Linked DNA regions of Homo sapiens: regions 1, 2 and 3 are each linked to region 4. The links are chromatin contacts, found by Hi-C or POLR2A ChIA-PET in ENCODE. All regions are on one chromosome and are shown on one strand. The core of a region is the stretch at or near the end of the contact, and the rest is flanking DNA. Distances in the headings are between cores, read along the strand shown. Region 1 overlaps LITAF (lipopolysaccharide induced TNF factor). Region 2 overlaps TXNDC11 (thioredoxin domain containing 11). Region 3 has its middle 27 kb from the start of LITAF. Region 4 holds the start of SOCS1 (suppressor of cytokine signaling 1).

Region 1 (4,190 bases), core at 848-3,347, 310 kb before region 4:
GAGATGGCATCTCACTATGTTGCCCGGGCCGGTCTCGAACTTCTAGGCTCAAGCGATCCTTCTGCCTTGGCCTCCCAAAGTGTTGGGATTTCAGGCATGAGCCACCACGTCTGGCCTGCTCCCAAATCTTCATGCCTTTCCAGATGGATCTTGGTGTCCTGTTTTCATACCTAGGTATTGCTTTCTACAAACTGTTGAAGTACCAGAGTGACCAACTTGTCCCAGTTTGCCTGAGACTTTCCTAGATTTAGCACCAAAAGTCCTGCATCCAGGGAAAAACCCCTCTGTCCAAGGGAGACTGGGACATTGGGTCACCCTATGAAGCACCCATAATGTTTTGGCCCTCTTTCTAGGTGCTGGGATGCAGATTTTAGTGTCAGTTCCTGCTCTTATGGGGTCTATGACCAGATAGGAAGACAGACAAGTGAAGAAAACTGCTTTATGACAAATACAGCAAACAAACATGAGTTAATAACAGCTGACACATACCGAGTGCTTATGTGTTCCAAGTTGCTCTGGTCCTTTTTTGCAAATGGATTCATTTCATCCTCTCAAGAGCCTTATGAGGAAGAAACTATCAGTGTACCCATTTTACGGATGGGAAAACTGAGGCACTAAAGTCATGCCCTGGGGCATGGGGCGCCTGGAGGAACCCAGGGGGTCTAGCTCCAGAGTCTGTGCCCTTGACCTCTGCACCATATAGAGAGGCTCCAGGAGGAATGAATTCTCCCGGGGGCAAGCAGAGAGGGCTTCTTGGAGGAGGTGACACGCAAGCTAAGCGGAATTTGCCAGACCCATCAGGAAGGAGGCAGACGGAAGAAAGAGCATGCCCGTGACATGTTTGGGAACATCCAAGCAAGGCAGGTGTGGCGGGAGACGCCACGAGAGACTGTGCGGTTGGTAGGGGCACCAGTGCATCCTGGGAATCTTCTCAGTCCCCACAAACCCGGAGCAGGGAGTCGCGCTAGTCAAGAGCACAATGAGGGGTGTCAGAAAGACCCACGTGGCTTGATTTTAAACAAACGGGCCCGGGATGGACTGAACCAAGACCAGCAGCCAACTTAGAGGCTCAGTTTTAAGGCCTTGACTTGGGATAGTAAGATTAGAGATTTCCAGCAGTGTCTCCTCCCCGCACCTCCCCCCACCCCCCCGCCCCCCGCTTTTTAGTGAAGAGAAAGTCACATAAAGATAACCATTTAAAAGTGAGTAATTCAAGGCCAGGCGCGGTGGCCCATGCCTGTAATCCCAGCACTTTGGGCGGCTGAGGCAGGTGGATCACTTGAGGTTAGGAGTTCGAGCCCAGCCTGGTCAACATGGTGAAACCCCGTCTCTACTAAAAATATAAAAATTAGCCGGGTGTGGTGGCAGGCACCTGTAATCCCAGCTATTAGGGAGGCTGAGGCAGGAGAATTGCTTGAGCCTGGGAGGCAGAGGTTGCAGCGAGCCAAGATTGTGCCACTGTACTCCAGCCTGAGCGACGGAGCGAGAATCTGTCTCAAAAAAAAAAAAAAGATAATTCAGTGGCATTTAGTAAGTTCTGTACTCCAGCCTGAGCGACAGAGCAAGACTCTATCTCAAAAAAAAAAAAAAAGATAATTCAGTGCATTTAGTAAGTTCGTAGCATTGTGCAACCATCAACTTCCATCTGGTTCCAGAACATTTTCATCATCCCCAAAAGAACCCCATACCCATTTCCTCCCACTGCTGTACACCCATCCCTGGCCACCAGTGATGTGCTTTGTATCTCTATGAATTCACCTATTCTGGGCATTTCATCTCAGTGGAATCATTTGATCTGTAGCCTTTTGTGCTTTCGAGGTTCATTCCAGGGCTGTCGTGGAGCCGGAATGATCAGTGATAAAACTGCTAGGCTGGCCACCCCGGGCTTCCCGAAGTCTGATCTTTTCCTTTGCATTTAGGATTCAAGGTCATACTTAGTTAGCAGGAGCGATACCATAATCATGAACGTGGTTTTCCCAGGGTGAGGCTTATCCTTGCACTCCCCTGCAATCTCCCCATTAAAAAAAAAAAATTCAAGATTCTATCTAGAACACTGTACCTTTTGACCTGCAGGTTTGATTGTGCAAACGTTGAATGAACCCGTTTTGGGCGCGCAAGGAGTAGGATGACACCCAGGACCTTGTGAGTGCCCGAAGTAGCAGCTTGCACTGGCCTATTCCAGAGAATTCTGAGGCTGTTGAGGCTGAATTGTTTAGAAGCAGATCTGTTGCTGAAAGTGAGGTCCCTCGTGGAGTTTATTTCCACGTCCCGAGGATTCCAGATCGGTGCATTAATATCAGTTAAGGGCACGGATGATCGCTGGGTCTGACACTGTGGCTTCTCCCTGCGGGTTCCTGGGTTTTTTGCCTCCACTTTTAACAAAACTGAGGCCGGGCGCGGTGGCTCACACCTGTAACCATAGCATTTTGGGAGGCTGAGGTGAGTGGATCACTTGAGGTCAGGAGTTCGAGAGCAGCCTGGCCAACATGGTGAAACCCCTGTCTCTAGTAAAAATACAAAAAAATTAGCTGGGTTTAGTGGCACGTGCCTGTAATCCCAGCTTCTCGGGAGGCTGAGGCAGGACAATCGTTTGAACCTGGGAGGCAGAGGTTGCAGTGAGCTGAAATCATGCCACTACACTCCAGCCTGGGTAACAGAGTGAGACTCTGTCTCAAACAAAAACACAAGCAAAACTGAGATGGAGATGCTGTCTGGGTTGACAAGCACGCCCCCCACCCCAACCCTTTGTCTTTTGCTAAGGGCTTGAAGCAGTAAATATGCAGCTTTGGGCACCCTGCCTCCAGGGAAATTCTGAGCTCTCTCAGAATTTCATTGTTTTTCTTCTCAATATGAGAGGGCTGAGCTTTGTGACTTTCCATCCTCGGCTGATCATTAACGTTCTATTGCCTGTTTACTAAGAAGCAGGTCACCTTGAATTGCAAGGTGCCCAGTGACAGAATGAGTTGGAACCCATCATTGGCAGGTATTTTTTGCATGGCATCAAGTATGTGGCATAAAAGTGCACAGTAAACGCACTTTCATGTATTAGGGAGGCAGAAAGAGAGGTGATCCCTCCAGAGTTCAAATGTGTTGCTTCCACTGAGGGTGTATTTTCCTTTCATGATTTTTCTGGTTTTTAATAATTTCTGGCCAGGCGTGGTGACTCACGCCTGTAATCCCAGCACTCTGGGAGGCCAAGGCGGGCTGATCATCTGAGGTTGGGAGTTTGAGACCAGCCTGGCCAACATGGTGAAACCCTGTCTCTACTAAAAAATACAAAAATTAGCTGGGCGTGTTGGCAGGCACCTGTCATCCCAGCTACTCGGGAGGCTGAGGCACGAGAATTGCTTGAGCCTGGGAAGCGGAGGTTGCCATGAGCCAAGATCACGCCACTGCGTTCCAGTCTAGGCGACAGAGTGAGACTCTGACTCAAAAAAAAAAATTATTATTATTATAATTTTTTTGTGTAGAGATATGGTCTCACTCTGTCACCCAGGCTGGAGTGCAGTGGTGTGATCACAGCTCACTGTAACCTCAAGCTCCCAGGCTCGAGCAAATCCTCCGACCTCAGCTTCCTTAATAGCTGGGACTACAAGTTTGTGCAACCGTGTCTGGCTAATATATATTTTTTAATTAAAAAAAATTTTTAAAGATTGTCTTTATATATGATTTTGTGACTCTATTTTTTTTTCTTTTGTTTTGAGACAAGGTCTTGCTCTGTCACCCAGGCTGGAGAGCAGTGGCGTGATCCTAGCTTATTGCAGTCTCAAACTCTTGGGCTCAAGTGATCCTCCTACCTTAGCCTCCAGAGCAGCCAGGACCACAGGCATCTGCCATAACGCCCGGCTAATTTTTGTACCATTTGTAGAGACATGGTCTGAATTTGTTTCCCAGACTGGTCTCAAACTCTTGGGCTCAAGTGATCTGCCCACGTCGGCCTCCCAAAGTGCTGGGATTACAGACGTGATCCAACATGCCTGGGCAAGAATACCTTTCGTTGAGCAAATTGTTGAGAGGTAGAATGAGGAAAACTTTTGGCTAAAAGGGACCCCAAGATATCCCAAGTGGCATATTTATAGATGTGAAAGTGATTCCACAGCTGGGCATGTCAGATCAAAATTCTCCATGGATCAGGAATGCCTCCTTTTCCTTTTCTGTCACCACCGGTCACATTTGGCTACTTAATTTCT
Region 2 (4,142 bases), core at 1,388-3,887, 430 kb before region 4:
TCGTTCTTACCGAAGATCTTAACATCCTTACCTCTTTTTTTTTCCTTATTGAGACTTTTGCCGTTTCACTTAAAGGAAGCATTTTTGGCTTCTCTTTGGCATATCTGAATTGCCAGCATCACTATCCTTACACTTTGGGGGCCCTTCTAATAAATAAAGGGTTACTTGAAGACAAGCACTGTGATACTGAGACAGTTGATCTGATAACTGCGTTGGCTACTAAGTAACAGGCTGGCAGCATCCACAGCATGGACACGCTGGACAAAGGGATGGCTCGCAGTTTTTGTAATGGCAAAAATTTCATCACACTACTCAGAGCGACATGTAGTTTAAAACTTACGACTTGTTTATTTCTGGAATTTTCCATTTAGTATTTTTGAACCGGAGTTGACCATGGATAACTGAAATTACAGAAAGTGAAACGTGGCTAACGGGGTGCTAGTCCCTCAGTCATCCCCAAGCCCTTCACCAACTCTGCCCTGTATTTCAGATCACCGAAGTGGCCTTGGAGTACAACAACTGTCATGGGGACCAGGTGGTGGAGCGTCTCCTTCAGCACCTGCGGCGGGTGGATGCTCCAGTGCTGGAGTCCCTGGCCCTGGAAGTGCCGGCACAGCTGCCAGACCCGCCAACGATCACAGCGTCCCCCTGCTGCAACACTGTGGTGCTGCCCCAGTGGCACTCCTTCTCCAGGACCCACAACGTCTGTGAACTCTGTGTCAACCAGACCTCCGGGGGCATGAAGCCGAGCTCGGTCAGCGTGCCACAGTGCAGCTTTTTTGAAATGGCAGCAGCTCTGGATTCTTTCTACCTCAAGGAGCAGACCTTTTATCATGTGGCATCAGACAGCATAGAATGCAGCAATTTTTTAACTTCCTATAGCCCCTTCAGCTACTACACTGCATGTTGCAGGACCATAAGCAGGGGTGTGTCAGGCTTCATCGACTCTGAACAAGGTGTCTTTGAAGCCCCTACTGTTGCATTTTCTTCCCTTGAGAAGAAATGTGAGGTTGATGCCCCAAGCTCCGTTCCTCACATTGAGGAGAACAGGTATCTCTTTCCAGAAGTGGACATGACTAGCACAAACTTCACAGGCCTGAGCTGCAGAACCAACAAGACTCTCAACATCTACCTTTTGGATTCAAATTTGTTTTGGTTATATGCAGAGAGACTGGGTGCTCCGAGCTCCACTCAGGTGAAAGAATTTGCGGCAATTGTTGACGTGAAAGAAGAATCTCATTACATCTTGGATCCAAAGCAAGCACTGATGAAGCTCACCCTAGGTACTGCAGGCAGTTTATTTCCCCAAGCATTGTACATTTTGCTTGACTTCATATGGGTAAATTTTATTGATGGCTCTCATTACATTTAGTTGTGGGGTGATGTCACCTTCGTAGCTCATTTTAAGTCTTTAGACCACCATCAGTCATAATTTTCAAAGAAGCTAATTTTGTCTATTAAATGGAACAGAAACTTCCTCACTCTGAATTTTGGATAAGTTTGTCATTTAGCCCATGGTGGGGGTAAGAGTCCCACTTTCTAAATTGGCGATTTCTGTCACATGTCTAAGGTAGAACCAGCTGCAGGCAGTGGGGACTTGGGGACTAGAACAGGCAGGGAGGTGGAGAGCTATTCTGGTGGGATGTCCTAGGGGCTGATGAAAGTGAGCCTTGACAGCAGCTTTGTTCTAAAGGAGCTTAAAGAGAAAGCAGTGGCCGGGCGCAGTGGCTCACGCCTGTAATCCCAGCACTTTGGGAGGCCGAGGCGGGTGGATCACGAGGTCAGGAGATCGAGACTATCCTGGCTAATGTGGTGAAACCCCGTCTCTACTAAAAATACAAAAAAAAAAAAAATTAGCCGGGCGCGTTGGCGGGCGCCTGTAGTCCCAGCTACTCGGGAGGCTGAGGCAGGAGAATGTCGTGAACCTGGGAGGCAGAGCTTGCAGTGAGCAGAGATCGCGCCCCTGCACTCCAGCCTGGGCGACAGAGCAAGACTCCGTCTCCAAAAAAAGAGAGCAGTGAAGAAGGAAGTAGAGCCGCCTTGCCTCCCTTTTTGTCTCATAGGCTTAAATGTCTAAGGATCAAGGCCACCAGACCTAATTTGTTCTGCTGCTGTTTCATAATGTACTGAGTAATATTGCTGGGACCTGGGGTACCTACACTGTAACAAGTGTAAAGTGCAAATAAATAAGTGTCAGTCGCAAACCAGCAAAACCCACTTTTTGAGGAGTAAGGCTCCATGATGAGAAAGCACCCAGAGCTTGCCCCTGGGACTTGGCAGCAACATTGGGCTGACCCACCCTGGCCTGTTCCCAGGAATTTGCTGATGCCCTTGACTACACACAATGAAGTGAGAATTCAAAAGCCACGTTAGTTCAGCCTCATTGGAAACGGGAGGGAGGGTCAGTGTATGCCGAATGGAGAAAGGAGGAATTTGGTAGGGAAGGAAACCTTTCATTTCAAGTTTTAAAGTATGAACTCAACAGTAGACTCAGAGCTTCTACATATGAGTCTTTTTAGCCATCCTCTTTCAAATCTAGGTGAAGCTTGTTTCTTACATTAGACACATTTGTGAAAAGGCTTTATGTAAATATTGATTTTTCTATATCAAGTTACATATTATAAATCCAAGAGTTCCTCACTGTGTAAAAGAACCCTGTGACCAGTCACTTTTTGAAGGGCATAAATCTGTCGATATTATAGATTACTCCCAATTCATGTTATCTAAAGTCATTTTGATGTGTTGAGCTTTCTTAAAATGAAACAAGCATTTTTTTTTTAAATGGGAAAGAGACTCCAGAGAAATGGGGTCAGTGTTCCTACAAGCATGTATTTTTGAGGTAGTCTGTATTAGATTTTCCTGAATTCCATTCAGTAATGCTCAAGTGTTTAATGACCTCATAATGTGTTCACTTTGAATTTAAGGGTAATTGAAAGAAGCCTTCTTTAGATTTCTTTCCATCTTCTGTATCTTCTCTGAAATGTTTAGCCTAGCTGTTCTTTGTCCTGCAGTTAGTGACAGAATTCTTAGGGAGCTTGTAAAAAACACCTACTGTGTGTCATTGTTGGTTTAGAGACTTAACTCATAAATCAGCTGTCTCTAGGCTAGTTTCAGAATTTAGGCTTTATTCAGATTAGGAAATAATTCTTGGTTTCATGTTTCAAAAACATAGCCAACTAAGTGTTTCTCAGATGCTGATCATGAATTCTCTTTAGTATTCACATGACATTCTTCACTTCCTCTTCCATTCTGCACGCTGCATTGCCCATTGCACCTCAAAATGGAGGGAGTTAGAAGAAAGAAAAAGAACTGAAACTTTAGCTGAGTGCAATGGTGGACGCCTGTAGTCCCAGCTACTCTGGAGGCTGAGGTAGGAGGATCGCTTGAGCCCAGGAGTTTAAGGCTACAGTGAGCTATGATTGCAGCACTGTACTCCAGCCTGGGCAACAGAGTGAGACCCTGTCTCTTTAAAAAAAAAAAAAAAAGTGAAATTCAAATTAGTATTGTTTCAGATGAAGCAAAGGACTCTGAAGATGGCAGAATTTGTGGTAAAACTGTTGGTTCAAATCAGGTTTTTGATTATTATGGGTTTTATGTATTTTTCCACTACATATAATTTTTTCTTAACCTTTAAAAAAAGAAACTTAAAGAACCTTAATAAAGGAAACAAAAAACTGTAGCTCCTTGTCCTCAAATTAATGAGCATTTAAACACATTCCACACTACTGTAGCTTGTGCAGTTGTCACATTTGTGGTTAAGCTTAAAGGTCTTAGTATTATAGGGTGAAATTTCTTGAAAAGATGGTGGCTTGTTGATGATTTATACAGTCTCACTTGGTGTCTATTTGTGGACCAGTCCTTTTAAAAAAAGAATAGTCTATGAATATTAGAGCATCTAACATTGCATAGTGTTTTGTTATCCACATTACTGTCTGCTGAGTTAATACTACCAGAGCTAAACCTGATGCCACCCGGGCAGCTTTGTTTGGGGTTTTGCTGATAGGTGAAATGTTAAAAATGTGAGCCTATGAAGTCATTTGAGTTTTTAAAATGTGGAGTTTAAAAGTAGGCCAGCTATTCTCTTTGTATCTAGAGGAGAGTTGATCTCATTTTCTCTTTATTTTTAGAGTCTTTTATTCAAA
Region 3 (2,700 bases), core at 201-2,700, 360 kb before region 4:
CTTTTCTTCCTGGGATCTCTGTTCTTTCCTCAGCCACTGTCCCCTGGGACTTTCCTGCCTCGTTTTCTCCTAGAGCCCCAGCTTGGTCTCTCCTTCCTTCCTTTGTTCATTCATTCATTCTCCCAGTGTGTACCGACTGGTCATCCACCCCGTGCCAGCTGCTGGGCTGGGTGCTGGAGAAGCAGCTGTGAGTGAGGCACTCAGACCCGGCCCCATCTGACAGCGGGCCACAGGGTCCTGGAAGCCATGCATTCGCTGTCATGACAATCACTGAACTGACTCCCTGCCGTTAGAACTGCCTGCCGTCTAGAACAGAGCTGGTCCAGCTGCAGGGTAATGCATGCCACTGGGCAAGTTTAAATTTTCTAGTAGGCATATCAGAGGAAGTAAGAAGATATTTGTAACAGCTGAAAGGTGAAAACAGTCCGGGCACACTGATTCATACTTGTGATTCCAGCACTCTGGAAGGCCAAGATGGGAGGATCTCGAGCCCTGGAGGTGGAGGTTGCAGTGAGCTGAAGTTGTGCCATTGCATTCCAGTCTGGGTGACAGAGTAAGACCCCATCTTAAAAAAAAACCAGAAAAAGCCTGGGCACAGTGGCTCATGCCTGTAATCCCAGCACTTTGGGAGGCCAAGGCAGGCAGGTCACTTGAGGTCAGGAGTTCGAGACCAGCCTGGCCAACATGGTGAAACCCCATCTCTACTAAAAATACAAAAATTAGCCGGGCCTGGTGGTGTGTGCCTATAATCCCAGCTACTTGGGAGGCTGAGGCAGGAAAATTGCTTGAACCTGGGAGGTGGAGGTTGCAGTGAGCCAAGATTGTGCCACTGCACTCCAGCCTGGGTGACAGAGTGAGACTCTGTCTCAAGAAAAAAAAAAAAAAAAGAAAAGAAAAAGAAAGAAGAGGAAAGAAGAAGGAGAAGGAGAAGGAGAAGGCCTCCAGAAGGACCAGCCCGCTGACATCTTGATTTCAGACTTCTAGCCTCCAGAACTGTGACAATCAGTTTCTGTTGTTTTAAGCCACCTAGTTTGTGGTCATTTGTCACAGCATCCGTAGGAGGGAGAAAGGAGAGTGAGAGAGACTAGGACATCCTTCTGAGCCTGCACAAGCCTCAGCTGCCCCGTCTGTACAATGGGCACAACGGCTCCACTGTTGACTGGTGTTGCTGGGAATGAATGAGTCATGTGCAAGTGTCCAAATCTCAGGACCTGCCAGGAAGCAGAGGGACCCCACAGAACACAGGCGTTGATCTCAACTGTCAGTTCCGTTTTAGAGATAAGGAAATAAACATTCAGCGAGAGAAGTGGCCCGCCCGGTCATCTGACAACATGTGGCAGGGTGAGGCCGGCTCTCGGAGTACAGATCCTCATTTCTGAGATGTCCTTTCTGTCTGGGCTTTGCCCCAGCCACCTCTGTGCCCTCGGTTCCACCAGTGTGAACTGCCTAGCCGGCACACGCCACACCCTCCGTCCGGCTGTGCTCCCTGTAAGGACACCTTTCCTGCTCCTCTCCCACCTAACTCTGGCTTAGCCTTCAACAAGAGCCACTTCCTCCTGGAAGCCTTCCCTGACTGCCCTCACCCTCTGGGAGCTTTCATAGGAGCCCAGTTTGAATCAGCAGGGGCCCCACCCTCCAGGAGTTGTCCGTTCTAGGGAAGATTGTGAATCACCGATGTCTTCGAGGTGGGGCAGGTCTAAACAGGCGGAACAACACACTCTGGCACCTCAGACCCAGCTGTGTCTGAATTGCCCAGATGGTCAGGAGAAGGCAGCCCTGGGACCTGGCAGCTGGCTGCATTGCTTATTCCCCCAGGTGACCCAGGAGGTCTGGTCTCTCTGTCAATGCGAGTGTCCCGTCTCTCTCCATCCCATGGGGATCCAGAAGTGGAAACAAAAACTAGAGTGATCTTGAGGTCAGGCGTTCGAGACCAGCCTGGTCAACATGGTGAAACCCCATCTCTACTAAAAATACAAAAACTAGCCAGGCGTGGTGGTAGGTGCCTGTAGTCCCAGCTACTCGGGAGGATGAGGCAGGAGAATCGCTTGAACCCAGGAGATGGAGGTTACAGTGAGTCGACATTGTACCACTGCACTCCAGCCTGGGCAACAGAGCGAAACTCCATCTAAAACAAACCCCAAAAAACAAATAAAAAAAAATCCAAAGAAAAACCTAGAGTGAAGCACCTGAATGGCTGGCCTTGCCCATCAAGAGGCACCCAGGCCATCGGCTGTGCCCCAAGATGACAGCTTTTGCAGGGTTGGGAGGTCAAGATTCTAGGGGGACACAGGGTTCCCACAAGTCTTCAGGAGCCATGGGAGTCCCTGAGATGGTGCCCAAGAGCTTCTGGTGTAACCAAGCTTGGTTCCACAGTGAAATCATTCCCCAAGAGGGCGGACTCATCCTCCAAACATCTCTTTTCAGTCTGTCCTCGTCCCTCCGCCCTTCTCAAGGACGTGGACAAACAGAGATGTCAGGGGAGAATGGGGTGGGGAAGTGGGTGGCCAGTTCTGGGCTGGGAGTGGGGTGGGAAGGTCTGCTGTCTCTGCGAGGGCTCCTGCCTGGGCCTTGTTAACTTTCCATCCAGGTTCTCTGTGCACGTGAGCGTCCTGAGCTGGGCCGGCCCTGGCCGCCCGCTGGCCGCATGCAGTGCAGTTTGCTCTAACCGCAGGTGACCCACACGAGGTCAGACAGCCGTTC
Region 4 (3,786 bases), core at 252-2,751:
CGCACGCGCACGCACACACACGCACAACCTAGGAGGCTACACCAATGACCACCACCAGCCCTGGCCACATGCAGATTCAGGGCACTGATGGGGTGCTAAGCTGGGCTGATTCTGGGCCACTCCCTGTGTTCAGGAGGTTAATAAGGACCTAGGCTCTGCCTGGGGAAAGAGGTATCGTGGGGCCAGGGAGGCGGGAAGGGACTGGGCACCAGGGCTTCCAGGAGAGAAGCCGTCTGAGAGCTGTCTGTAGAGGGCAGTGTGTCCCAGTGTGAGGCCAGTAACCAAGTGCCCAGCCTAGCCAGGTTTTTATGTGGCCCCTTGTGATGCTGGGGCTCCTCACATGCCTTCATTCAAAAATACACGGAGCAGCCAGGCACCTACTCCATGGCCTCGCACGACAATCGGAATCACTAAATCACAAACACGTGTGCAAATTACAGCCCCGACCACCGACCGCCCACCATCCCAAGCCCCGGCCGTGTGTGTGGTGGGAAGGCAGTCTTTGAAGGGCAGATGCCTGACGGAGCAGTAGGAGGGGGAAATCTATGAGGAAGGGGTCGGGGGAGAGGAGGGCTAGGAAACCAGGTTTGGGGATTCATCACGTCTGAGAATGCACCATTTTTTCACTGGGCTCCAATTTGATGTCGTCCAGCTGCACCTCTCCCCAAAATGAAGACGGGGAAGGCGAGATCCAGGTCCAGAGCTCCCAATCTGCAAGCCATTGCAAATCCCAGCCCCTCCCCAGCCTCAGTTTCTTCCGCAGCCGGGTAGTGGGAGCGCAGGGAGGGCAGTCGAGGCCACCAGGGACCTTGCCCGGCCCCGCCCAGTTTCCGAGGAACTGGGCCGGGGTGGAGGCGCCCGCGCCGCCAGGGGTTCCTCTGAAGCCTGTGGTCAGGCCGCCGCTTCCCGGGAAGCCCGAGCCAAGACCAGAGACCGCGGCCGGCCGGGGCTTCGGGACAGCAGGGCGGGCGACTGAGGGCGTCGACGGCGGGTGGAGCAGGGGCTAGGAGGGGGTCTACGGGTGGGGTCAGGCTCAGGGTTGGGGACACCTTCTGTGGCCTCCTAGGGGGATCTGGCTGCAGGGGAGGAGAGGACAGGGCTCTGCCCCCGGCGGGTGTGGAGACAGCTGGGGCGGAGGAGGGTGTGTCAGGGCGCGTCCCAAGAGGGCCTGGCGGCAGAAAGTGGAACCCGAGGTAGCGGGGCAAAATCGGGGTCGCCAAGTCCGAAGGAGGGGTCCGAGAAGTGGCCGGAAGGCGCAGGGTCGGGGCCAGAGCCCCTCGAGAGGCGGGTGCTGGGGCAGGTGCGAACAGGCGGGCAGAGGGCCCCGCGGGAGGGTCCAGAAGAGAGGGAAACAGGGCCGAAGCGGTCCTCGCCGGACGCCACCGCGGAAAGAGAAACCAAAAGTGGAGCTGGGGGCGGGGCCGGCAGGGGGCGGGGCCTCCCGCCGTCGCCAGCCCCGCCTCCGAGCCGGTTTAAAAGACTGGCGCAGGGGCGGGCGCCGAACAGAGCGAGCTGCGGCCGTGGCAGCTGCACGGCTCCTGGCCCCGGAGCATGCGCGAGAGCCGCCCCGGAGCGCCCCGGAGCCCCCCGCCGTCCCGCCCGCGGCGTCCCGCGCCCCGCCGCCAGGTGAGCCGGGCCCTGGGCGAGGAGGCGGGAGGGAGGAGGGAGGGGAGTCCAGGGCAGCCAGGAGTCGGGCGAGCCTCGGGGGCTGCAGAATGGGGTCGCGGCCGCGATGCCCCTGACCCTCGCCGGCCCCACCCAGGCCGCCCCCCGCGCGCGGGGCTCCCGCAGCACAGCCTTTCTCCGGCCCTAGCCCAAATCGCCCAGACCAGGCGCGGATCCCAGCCTGGCCAGCAGGCGGCGGGCGCGGGGCGGCGAGCCGGGGCCGGACGGCTGGAGCCAGAACCGGCTGCTCTCCACGCCCCCCTCTCGGTGCTGCCCGGAGGCCGGACTCCGCCTCCACCGAGCCCCCACCCGCCGGGAAGAGCTCCGCGGAGTACAGAGCCCATTTTCTAGCTGTGTCCACTGAGGCTGAACGGATCCGCGCGGACTTGGTGCTCCGTGCTCGCCCCCTAGGGCCGGGTCCGCCGGGAGCGCCGCCCTCCGGAGTTGTCCGGCCGGCGCACACCTGCCCGGCCCCGCAGCGCCCCAGCTCACCTCTTTGTCTCTCCCGCAGCGCACCCCCGGACGCTATGGCCCACCCCTCCGGCTGGCCCCTTCTGTAGGATGGTAGCACACAACCAGGTGGCAGCCGACAATGCAGTCTCCACAGCAGCAGAGCCCCGACGGCGGCCAGAACCTTCCTCCTCTTCCTCCTCCTCGCCCGCGGCCCCCGCGCGCCCGCGGCCGTGCCCCGCGGTCCCGGCCCCGGCCCCCGGCGACACGCACTTCCGCACATTCCGTTCGCACGCCGATTACCGGCGCATCACGCGCGCCAGCGCGCTCCTGGACGCCTGCGGATTCTACTGGGGGCCCCTGAGCGTGCACGGGGCGCACGAGCGGCTGCGCGCCGAGCCCGTGGGCACCTTCCTGGTGCGCGACAGCCGCCAGCGGAACTGCTTTTTCGCCCTTAGCGTGAAGATGGCCTCGGGACCCACGAGCATCCGCGTGCACTTTCAGGCCGGCCGCTTTCACCTGGATGGCAGCCGCGAGAGCTTCGACTGCCTCTTCGAGCTGCTGGAGCACTACGTGGCGGCGCCGCGCCGCATGCTGGGGGCCCCGCTGCGCCAGCGCCGCGTGCGGCCGCTGCAGGAGCTGTGCCGCCAGCGCATCGTGGCCACCGTGGGCCGCGAGAACCTGGCTCGCATCCCCCTCAACCCCGTCCTCCGCGACTACCTGAGCTCCTTCCCCTTCCAGATTTGACCGGCAGCGCCCGCCGTGCACGCAGCATTAACTGGGATGCCGTGTTATTTTGTTATTACTTGCCTGGAACCATGTGGGTACCCTCCCCGGCCTGGGTTGGAGGGAGCGGATGGGTGTAGGGGCGAGGCGCCTCCCGCCCTCGGCTGGAGACGAGGCCGCAGACCCCTTCTCACCTCTTGAGGGGGTCCTCCCCCTCCTGGTGCTCCCTCTGGGTCCCCCTGGTTGTTGTAGCAGCTTAACTGTATCTGGAGCCAGGACCTGAACTCGCACCTCCTACCTCTTCATGTTTACATATACCCAGTATCTTTGCACAAACCAGGGGTTGGGGGAGGGTCTCTGGCTTTATTTTTCTGCTGTGCAGAATCCTATTTTATATTTTTTAAAGTCAGTTTAGGTAATAAACTTTATTATGAAAGTTTTTTTTTTAAAAAAAAATAAGTTTTCTAGCGAGTGTGCTTTGGCCAAAAGTTTAACTTGGTTCTGAACAGGTCCAGGGGAGAGGGTCCTAAGGCTGACCTGCTGGGCTGCAGGTGGTGTACGGGGCCTGCCCTGTGGCTGGGCATCCCTCACGGTTCCACCCACAACTCTCCAGGGAGAGAAACGGTTGGTCTAGTTTTGGCGTGTGTCCGGTAAGACAGCAGCTCGCGTTTGAGCACTTTGTGCGTGCCAGCCCTAATTCTGTGCTTTGCATACTTAAATTTACTTAATCCTATAAAGAGAGGCACAACCCTGTGAGGCACGGGCTCTTATTTCCATTCTACAGAAGGGAAAACTGAGTAAATCTGCCTGTGGCCATTCCTGTCAAAGACAACACTTGGGCCTTTTTTTGGCTGTCCACTAAACATCTGCTTGAAATGGATAACAGAGAGGAAACTTCTTTGGTTCTATGACCACAACAGCTTCCAGGAAGGGGTGGGGGTGGGG

What was found. Hi-C counts contacts between places; a loop is a spot of excess contacts on that map. ChIA-PET counts read pairs that join two places held with the same protein, here RNA polymerase II (POLR2A). Pooled maps may share reads with other maps.
Region 1: a map of natural killer cell shows a loop between it and region 4 (6-fold over the local background). The contact joins the enhancer-like site here to the promoter of SOCS1 in region 4. A Hi-C loop is called at or near these places in 3 of 168 maps with a recorded cell type or tissue (CD8-positive, alpha-beta T cell, naive thymus-derived CD4-positive, alpha-beta T cell and natural killer cell) and 5 of 50 pooled maps. POLR2A ChIA-PET finds 5 or more read pairs at or near these places in 5 of 52 experiments (AG04449, GM12878, HepG2 and 2 more).
Region 2: a map of B cell shows a loop between it and region 4 (2.8-fold over the local background). The contact joins the enhancer-like site here to the promoter of SOCS1 in region 4. A Hi-C loop is called at or near these places in 1 of 168 maps with a recorded cell type or tissue (B cell), 5 of 37 single-sample maps with no recorded cell type and 3 of 50 pooled maps. POLR2A ChIA-PET finds 5 or more read pairs at or near these places in 2 of 52 experiments (HepG2 and Panc1).
Region 3: a pooled map shows a loop between it and region 4 (2.3-fold over the local background). The contact joins the enhancer-like site here to the promoter of SOCS1 in region 4. A Hi-C loop is called at or near these places in 1 of 50 pooled maps. POLR2A ChIA-PET finds 5 or more read pairs at or near these places in 7 of 52 experiments (AG04450, CD4-positive, alpha-beta T cell, CD4-positive, alpha-beta memory T cell and 4 more).

What each region holds. Positions count from the first base shown.
Region 1 is chr16:11,562,408-11,566,597 of GRCh38, reverse strand. The region is part of intron 1 of LITAF (lipopolysaccharide induced TNF factor); the gene reads left to right. Among named protein-coding and RNA genes, the nearest start is that of LITAF, 22 kb to the left of the region's middle. RefSeq lists enhancers at 1,908-2,535, 2,536-3,165, 3,796-4,190. Within about 2 kb of position 2,097, at least 2 of the 41 ENCODE cell types and tissues checked have a DNase peak (open chromatin) inside an H3K27ac peak, as active enhancers do; they include CD8-positive, alpha-beta T cell, where a contact is called at or near this core.
Region 2 is chr16:11,688,431-11,692,572 of GRCh38, reverse strand. TXNDC11 (thioredoxin domain containing 11) reads left to right here. Exons shown (of 12, transcript NM_015914.7): 8 at 491-1,283; 9 at 4,128-4,142. Among named protein-coding and RNA genes, the nearest start is that of SNN, 22 kb to the right of the region's middle. Within about 2 kb of position 2,637, at least 9 of the 41 ENCODE cell types and tissues checked have a DNase peak (open chromatin) inside an H3K27ac peak, as active enhancers do; they include B cell, where a contact is called at or near this core.
Region 3 is chr16:11,612,486-11,615,185 of GRCh38, reverse strand. It overlaps a transcript of LITAF not described here. Among named protein-coding and RNA genes, the nearest start is that of LITAF, 27 kb to the right of the region's middle. RefSeq lists a silencer at 3-176 and enhancers at 1-247, 248-855, 991-1,200, 1,099-1,393, 1,361-1,410. Within about 2 kb of position 1,450, at least 21 of the 41 ENCODE cell types and tissues checked have a DNase peak (open chromatin) inside an H3K27ac peak, as active enhancers do.
Region 4 is chr16:11,253,919-11,257,704 of GRCh38, reverse strand. SOCS1 (suppressor of cytokine signaling 1) reads left to right here and starts at 1,501. Exons shown (of 2, transcript NM_003745.2): 1 at 1,501-1,626; 2 at 2,177-3,288. The coding sequence starts at 2,227. The coding sequence ends at 2,862. All of the region lies in intron 1 of LOC105371082 (a long non-coding RNA gene), which reads right to left. RefSeq lists silencers at 856-1,055, 1,306-2,045, 2,146-2,195, 2,206-2,355, 2,766-2,855 and an enhancer at 3,466-3,635.